Regions from separate parts of the Homo sapiens genome. Here regions 1 and 3 are each linked to region 2. Evidence: chromatin loops called from intact Hi-C (ENCODE). Cell type or tissue: A673. All regions are shown on one strand. Region 1 overlaps GPNMB (glycoprotein nmb). Region 2 overlaps IGF2BP3 (insulin like growth factor 2 mRNA binding protein 3). Region 3 overlaps TRA2A (transformer 2 alpha homolog).

Region 1 (2,500 bases), 170 kb before region 2:
GTTTCCACCAATCATACTGTGAATCACACGTATGTGCTCAATGGAACCTTCAGCCTTAACCTCACTGTGAAAGCTGCAGCACCAGGACCTTGTCCGCCACCGCCACCACCACCCAGACCTTCAAAACCCACCCCTTCTTTAGGTAAGGTTTCGCAGTGATCTTTGAGGGAGGCTCCTTAATGGCTAACAAAATATTCACGCAGGTCATATTATTAAATCCCTCCTTAAGGGGATATTGTAAGGACTCTGCGGTGATTCCATTTTCTACCTGTTGATTTTTTAAAGCAAAGTTATCACCATTTTACACCTATAGAACACAGAAGAAGGAAGAATGTATGTAAAGTCACTTTGCAAATAGAATTCAGTGACTTGTAGAAAGTTCTTTGACCCTCCTCATTTGCACTGGTCCCTGCTATGTGTACACACTCTCCCCTCTTCTAACCTGTCACATTTTTGTTTATCTCCCATTTTTTATGGCTATGAGAAGGCACACTGGCTCCTTATACGATCAGGTCATTTCTATGTTCCTTCCTCTCCCCCACTAATTTCTTTCCCTACCCTGCCCACACCTACCCAGTGTCCATGAAAACACAGCTGTACTTGAAAGCAATTTCCAAATGGTCCAAGAAAGAATGTAGCTTGAGAGTATGTCTGGGTTAGCAAGCTGCAGTGACTCCTGACATTAAAATTGTGCTGCATCGTATGTTTATTGCGGCACTATTCACAATAGCAAAGACTTGGAATGAACCCAAATGTCCATCAATGATAGACTGGATTAAGAAAATGTGGCACATATACACCATAGAATACTATGCAGTCATAAAAAAGGATGAGTTCATGTCCTTTGTAGGAACATGGATGAAGCTGGAAACCATCATTCTGAGCAAACTATCACAAGGACAGAAAACCAAACGCCGCATGTTCTCATTCACAGGTGGGAACTGAACAATGAGAACACTTGGACACAGGGCGGGGAACATCACACACCAGGGCCTGTCGGGGGGTAGGGGTAGGGAGGCGGGATGGCATTAACAGAAATACCTATTGTAAATGACGAGTTAATGGGTGCAGCACACCAACATGGCACATGTATACATATGTAACAAACCTGCACTTTGTGCACATGTACCCTAGAACTTAAAGTAAAATTTAAAAAAAAGAGAAAAATAAATAAAAATAAAACTGTGCTGCATTTAAGGCATGATTAATTCAATACCACCCTATATTAATAGTCTGGGGACATTCAAGAAGTCCTTAAGAGTCCACTTTGGGTAGCACTGGCTTCCATCTGATTCCCCACGCTACCCCATGCCATCACCACCCTTTTCCCACTGGGCCAGTTGCACTCAGCACCCCAGGATCCTGGGGATAGCAATAGGCTGACATCCTCTCACTGGTCACAAGAGGGCGCCAGGGACCAAGCCCACGACGGTCCATCATGACGTCTGGGGCTTCTTGTTTTTACAAAATCCTGTTTGTTATAAATTATAAAGTTTTACAATAAGATGTTAGTAATAAAATGAGAGCTTGTTAAATCAAGCATATCTAAGTCAAGACAACACAAGTTATCACTGATTTCGATTATCTCAAAAATGTTTTAAATTACAAAGTTTATGCATGTTCCTTAGTAAAAATTAAAACAATGTAGATGTCTAGAGTAAAAAGCAAAAGTCCCCACTCGTACTCTCCTCCCAAGAGTTAAACCCTGTTAATAATTGGGAGGATTTCTTTCCAGATATTTTTCTATGCATTTATAAACATATACTATATATACACATAAGGTTTGTTTTGGTTGTGTAAATGGGTTCATTTACACAAGAGGGCTATTCATATTGTTTTACAATTTGCTCTTTTTCTAATTTAACAAACATTATAGACATCTTTCCACTGTTAATACATATAAGTCTATCTCACTTTATCCAGTGGCTGCATAGTGTTTCATAGAATGTATGTACTGTCATTTATTTCACCATTCTCTTTTTTTTTTTTTTTTTTTTTTTTTTTTGAGACAGCGTCTTGCTCTAACACCCAGGCTGGAGTGCAGTGGCACAATCTTGGCTCACTGCAACCTCCACCTCCTGGACTCAAGTGATCCTTCTGCCTCAGCCTCCCAAGTGGCTGTGGCTACAGGCATACACAACCACACCCAGCTAATTTTTTTATTTTTTAGTAGAGATGGGGTTTCGCCGTGTTGCCCAGGCTGGTCTCCAACTCTTGAGCACAGGTGATCTACCCACCCCAGCCTTCCAAAGTGCTGGGATTATAAGCGTGAGGCACTGTGCCCGGCCCACCATTCTCTTATTGATGGATGATTAGATTAATCCTAATTCCAACTACAATTATAACTGTATTGAACAACTTTAAATATACAGCTTCATTCTAGTAATCCTTTAGGAGAAGCAATTTTTTTTATCTACAACTATTAATGATCTTCTTTACAAATAAGAGGACCAGGTATAAAATTCAAAATAAATTACAGATGCTTTTAATATTTAAGTTC
Region 2 (2,500 bases):
CCCTCAGAGTTGGCATTTTACAGATTAGGAAACAAAGGCAGAAGTAATTTAATTTGTCTGAATACACACACAGCTACTGTGTGGCAGGGTCAGCATATGTATTTGAGCATTCTGGCCACAGATTCTATCCTCCTAACCATACTCTAGTCGGTCTTACTGATTTCACTTATAATCCAACCAACAGCATAACCATACCAAATAACTTCACAAAAAAGTATAGATTGCACATGAAATTCAAAAGATAAAAATATATGCTAATCCTAAGCAATATTTTCCCTTTACACCTTAGCTTTAAACCACAATAACTTACATATGGCGACTCAATATTGAAATTAAGTGGACAAGCTTACATATTAATACCAAGAAAGAAGGAAGAGAGGAAAGGCAACTATGAGGAAAACACAACTACTCAGTTGTCTCAAGCATTACAAAGATTATATACATAGGCACCTCAGGTACTTCTGAAGCTAGTCATATCAAGTCAAGTCCCAATGCAAGACACAAAACTGTATTAGACCTGCAACCTTTCATCCAAATTACCTGTAAGTCCTGGATGCACCTTTAACTTATTCCTCTGGAAAAGGCTCTGTCTCAGCCCCTTCCTTCTACCAATGCTTACATACAAATCAAGTGGGAATCACTGCTTCCCTGCTTTATAAGACAGATACTGACATAATGCTGCTAACACCAGCTGATGACAGAAGGAGAAAACCAAGTCTAACTTGTAACATGTTCTTCTTTGCCTCTTTTTTTTTTTTTTTTTGAGATGGAATCTCGCTGTCACCCAGGCTGGAGTGCAGTGGCACGATCTCGGCTCACTGCAACCTCCACCTCCCGGGTTCAAGCGATTCTCCTGCCTCAGCTTCCTCAGTAGCTGGGATTACAGGCGCGCGCCACCATGCCCAGTTAATTTTTTGTATTTTTAGTAGAGACGGGGTTTCACCATGCTGGCCAGGCTGGTCTCGAACTCCTGACCTCGTGATCCGCCCGCCTCGGCGGGATTACAGGCAGGAGCCACCGCGCCCAGCTGCCTTATTTCTTATGCAAAAAAACTGGAACACAAGGTTCGGATTTGGACTGGTATTTTCAAGTAAAAAGCCAAGCCTTATGGCTCAAAGCAGTCTAGCATGGGCTTTCCAACCCGCCACTTGGTGGCACTCTGTACCGGCTGCAAATTTTCATTCCAGCTGTGCCGAACTAAACCTATGTCCAAAGAGGACTTCATTCAGCCTGGCTAATTTCAATATGGCTATACTGTAATTACACCTATTCTTTCTTGGTTTATACAGTTAAGAATCAGCTCTTTAAAAGGTCAACCTCAATTTTCAAGAAGTTTAATACTGTACTCCAAGCAAATACTTGGGAAAATGATCAGTCTTACATTCCTGGTCTATATGTCAACTGGCATAACTCTGCCTCATTGCTGACTTGGCAGTGTCTTATCCTCTAACTCAAGAATTATCTTTCTTACATCATTTCCTTAGGTAAAGTTGTAACACGCTCAAAGGCTTAGCTGTCTGTAAATAGGGAGAACTAGGAAGAACTTAGAGGTCCAGGAAAAAGGGATTCAATTACAATACACAGAATGAAATCTCATGGAGATATTATAAATATGAAAGAATATTTAATGAAGACATGCGCTTATGACACTGTTCACTGAAAAAAGTGCATCACTAAAAGAGAACATGGAATATGATCTCATTTTAAAATACGTGGTTTTATCACAAAAAGAACATTCCAACCAGGAACAAAATGTACATATCTGTACATACACACATACACATGAACATTAACAGAAGTAAGGAAGAGAGAGCATTACGATACTGACCGTGATGAGCACTGGCTGGTAGAATCATCTGCAGTTTTCCATTTCTTCTAGCTTTTGTGTTTTATAAAATGAACTTTACTAGTTGTTGAGGGAAAAATAAGCTATTGTTTCTAGCCAGCAGCATAATATCAGAATGAACCAAGAGGAAAACAATTCTAGATTCTAACAGTTCTAACTAGTTCTGTGACATCAGTTCTCCATCCCCCTATAAAATTCCTATAGATTTTATAGTTTAGCAGAAGAAACTAGATACTTTAGGTCAGTCTTAAATAAGTATCTGTAAAAGTGGAAAGGAGGAAACATAACTTAGGAGTAACACAGGTAGACCCAGGTCAAAAATCCCTATGAAAGATGGCATTGCATCTAGTGGATTAACAGAGGGTCACAGGTACACTAAAGAAAAGCATACTTCCTGCAACAGTTAAAAAGAATGCCAGATTCTAGTGAACTGAACAGGAGGAAGGAAGGGGGAAAAAAAAAAGATTACAAGGTCCCCTACACCGTAAAATAAAGAGATGTCCTTCAATTATGGTCCGAGAACCACCTATGTTAGAATCACCACAAGGGACTAACTAAAATGCAGATTCCAGGGCCCCAAAACAGACTTAAATCGTAATTTCTGGGGGTGGGGCAGGGGAACTTGGCCCCTCCCCCGCCAACCCACACACACAC
Region 3 (2,500 bases), 90 kb after region 2:
TGGGCAAGAGAGCAAGACTCCATCTCAAAAAACAAACAAACAAACAAACTCTTCAACAGTCTCTACTTTTTTTCAGCTCAATAATAACCCATTGTTGATACTGCTAACTGTCCTCAGTAATTCCCTACTTGAACCAGATCACCCATTTTCTGTTAACTAAGTAATCAAGCAAAATTTTTTTGCACGATTTTACAAAGTGAGGATATGGAATACAGGAATAAAACTAATGAGGAAAGACCTTATGAAACACAATAGGTGAACAATAACGCTAGAAGAGTTGATATTTCCCATTTTAGCTAGCACCAATTTACAGTTCCAATTTTTAAAATGAAGAAAAAAAAGTAAGAAAATCCTTAATTTAAAACATCAATTATTACTTTTAAACAGCAATGAAAGTGAGACAATAAAATTCTTCCAGCTGGGCGCAGTGGCTCACGCCTGTAATCCCAACACTTTGGGAGGCCGAGGTGGGCGGATCACCTGAGGCAGGAGTACAAGACCAGCCTGGCCAACATGGTGAAACCTCGTTTCTACTAAAAATACAAAAAATTAGCCAGGTGCCTGTGATCCCAGCTACTCGGGAGGCTGAGGCAGGAGAACTGCTTGAACCCGGGAGGTGGAGGTTGCAGTGAGCCAAGATCGTGCCACTGCACTGCAGGCTGGGCAACAGAGCGAGACTCCATCTCAAAACAAAAACAAAAACAAACAAGAAACTCTTCAGGAGTCTCTATTTTTTTTAAATCAGACAGTGACAACATAAAAAAATTAAGAGTAAGGGAATAATGGATATGTGAATAACAATGTTCTCAGGTGACAAATGAAATGAGACAGGAGAAAAACGTTCTAGGTTGAAGGTGGCAAATGCAAAGGCCCTAAGGCAAAAACATGCTCCTTTCTATTTCTAAGCTCAAATTCTAGCCAGTGCTATTCTGCACATAATAAATTTAATAACTGAGTAGTAAGTAATCAAGCACCGGGCTAGACCCTTGCTGTAACAGAAAACAGTATGGTTGCTAACCCCAAGAAAAGGACAGCCTTTTAACTGATTTTTCTGTCTCATGCCCCTTTGCAAGTAGACTATTCAAAGACATAAAATCTATCCCTCCACCCAAGAAATGACAAGGACGTAAGCTAACTGGTCAGGCTGTTTTAAATTTTTTTTTTTTTTTTTTTTTTTTAAAAAGAAAGAGTCTCTCTGTCACCCAGGGTGGAGTGCACTGGCGCCATCTCTTGGTTCACTGCAACCTCCGCCTCCTGGGTTCAAGCGATTCTCCTGCCTAAGCCTCCCAGGTAGCTGGGACTACAGGTGCCCGCCACCCCGCCCAGCTAATTTTTGTATTTGTAGTAGAGGCAGGGTTTCACCATGTTGCCCAGGCTGGTCTAAAACTCCTGACCTCAAGTTATCTACCCACCTCGGCTTCCCAAAGTGTTGGTATTACAGGTGTGAGCCACTGCACCCAGCCTGTCTTAAAACTTTTTATCCCACCTCAGTACACCTGGGGCATTTGACAGTGAACTTTGCATTGGTTCACTATTGCGTTTCTGTTATCCATGGTGGTGGGACTCCAAATCAGCTAAGGACTTTTCCGCCCAATTACATCTCACCAGAGCTCTACGCTGGACAGAGTCAGAATCTTCAGATAAAAATGTAGCTGGAATGTAAATCCTAAAAATGCTTCTCAATCGTTCTGACCAACCAGCATAGCATACACACATCAACTTTCTCTGCATTAAATTACATGTGAGACTCCAATGCAGAAAACCGCCTTTTTGTTGTGCAAATATTGTTGGCATAGAAACCAGACACTAATTATCAAATGCCAAACACATTTAAATTGATGGCTATATACACATAATTTGTACTGGTTGCAACTATCCAATATATTAATTGGGCTGGGAGATGATTTTAGTATTGATTTCTTATTTTTTCAGAGATAGGGTCTCCCTGGCACCCAGGCTGTGGTGCAGTGGTGCAATCAATGCAGCCTGGAACTCCTGGGCTCAAGCCATACTTCCAAGTCTTTGTCTGGGATATAGTATTCATTTACAAAGAGCAGTCTGAGAAAAACTATAATTTTGAGTCTTTCGTGAAATTTCTACACAAAATGCAGCCAACAACTGCTTTGTCCTCAAAAACCCCAGAAGAATATTTTAAGTATTATCTTAAACACACTTACCTGGATTTTGATCTTGATCGAGAATGGGATTCAGAGTGTTTGGAAACCCTTGATGGACTACGAGATCCTGACCTGCTCTCCGATTTTACACGAGCAGGAGTTCCCGTTGGAGATTTTGACTGAGAGCGAGACTCCTAACAAAGAAGACAGTATTACAAATGGCACTGGTCATGTAGATGCCTAACACCTAACATTTAAAGTACCGTAATTATTTATATTGATTGCTCCTGAAAAACAAATGGTTAGACAACACCCTCCAGAAAAAATTTCAGCTCAATAATAACCCACTGTTAATACTGCTAACTGTCCTCAATAATTCCCTA

The links. A loop is a pair of places that touch in the nucleus more often than their neighbours do. Peaks named below come from ENCODE experiments on the same cell type or tissue, not always from the same donor. Only the 100,000 strongest peaks of a DNase experiment are listed, where the experiment ranks them.
Region 1: it touches region 2 in a loop (2.9-fold over the local background); 8 of 110 quality-filtered maps call a loop at or near these places.
Region 3: a loop joins it to region 2, with 5 times the contacts of the local background. A loop is called at or near these places in 13 of 110 quality-filtered maps.

Annotation. Positions count from the first base shown.
Region 1 is chr7:23,260,632-23,263,131 of GRCh38, forward strand. It overlaps GPNMB (glycoprotein nmb), which reads left to right. Exons shown (of 11, transcript NM_002510.3): 6 at 1-142. Among named protein-coding and RNA genes, the nearest start is that of GPNMB, 15 kb to the left of the region's middle. In A673, a CTCF peak has its summit at 1,420 (motif pointing right); a DNase peak (open chromatin) is centred at 1,400.
Region 2 is chr7:23,429,341-23,431,840 of GRCh38, forward strand. All of the region lies in intron 2 of IGF2BP3 (insulin like growth factor 2 mRNA binding protein 3), which reads right to left. Among named protein-coding and RNA genes, the nearest start is that of SNORD65C, 34 kb to the left of the region's middle. In A673, a CTCF peak has its summit at 1,139 (motif pointing right); DNase peaks (open chromatin) are centred at 1,161 and 1,431; H3K4me3 peaks cover 659 bases; H3K27ac peaks cover 2,500 bases.
Region 3 is chr7:23,519,530-23,522,029 of GRCh38, forward strand. TRA2A (transformer 2 alpha homolog) reads right to left here. Exons shown (of 8, transcript NM_013293.5): 2 at 2,178-2,311. Among named protein-coding and RNA genes, the nearest start is that of TRA2A, 11 kb to the right of the region's middle. In A673, CTCF peaks have their summits at 1,224 (motif pointing left) and 1,423; no DNase peak of the experiment used is centred here.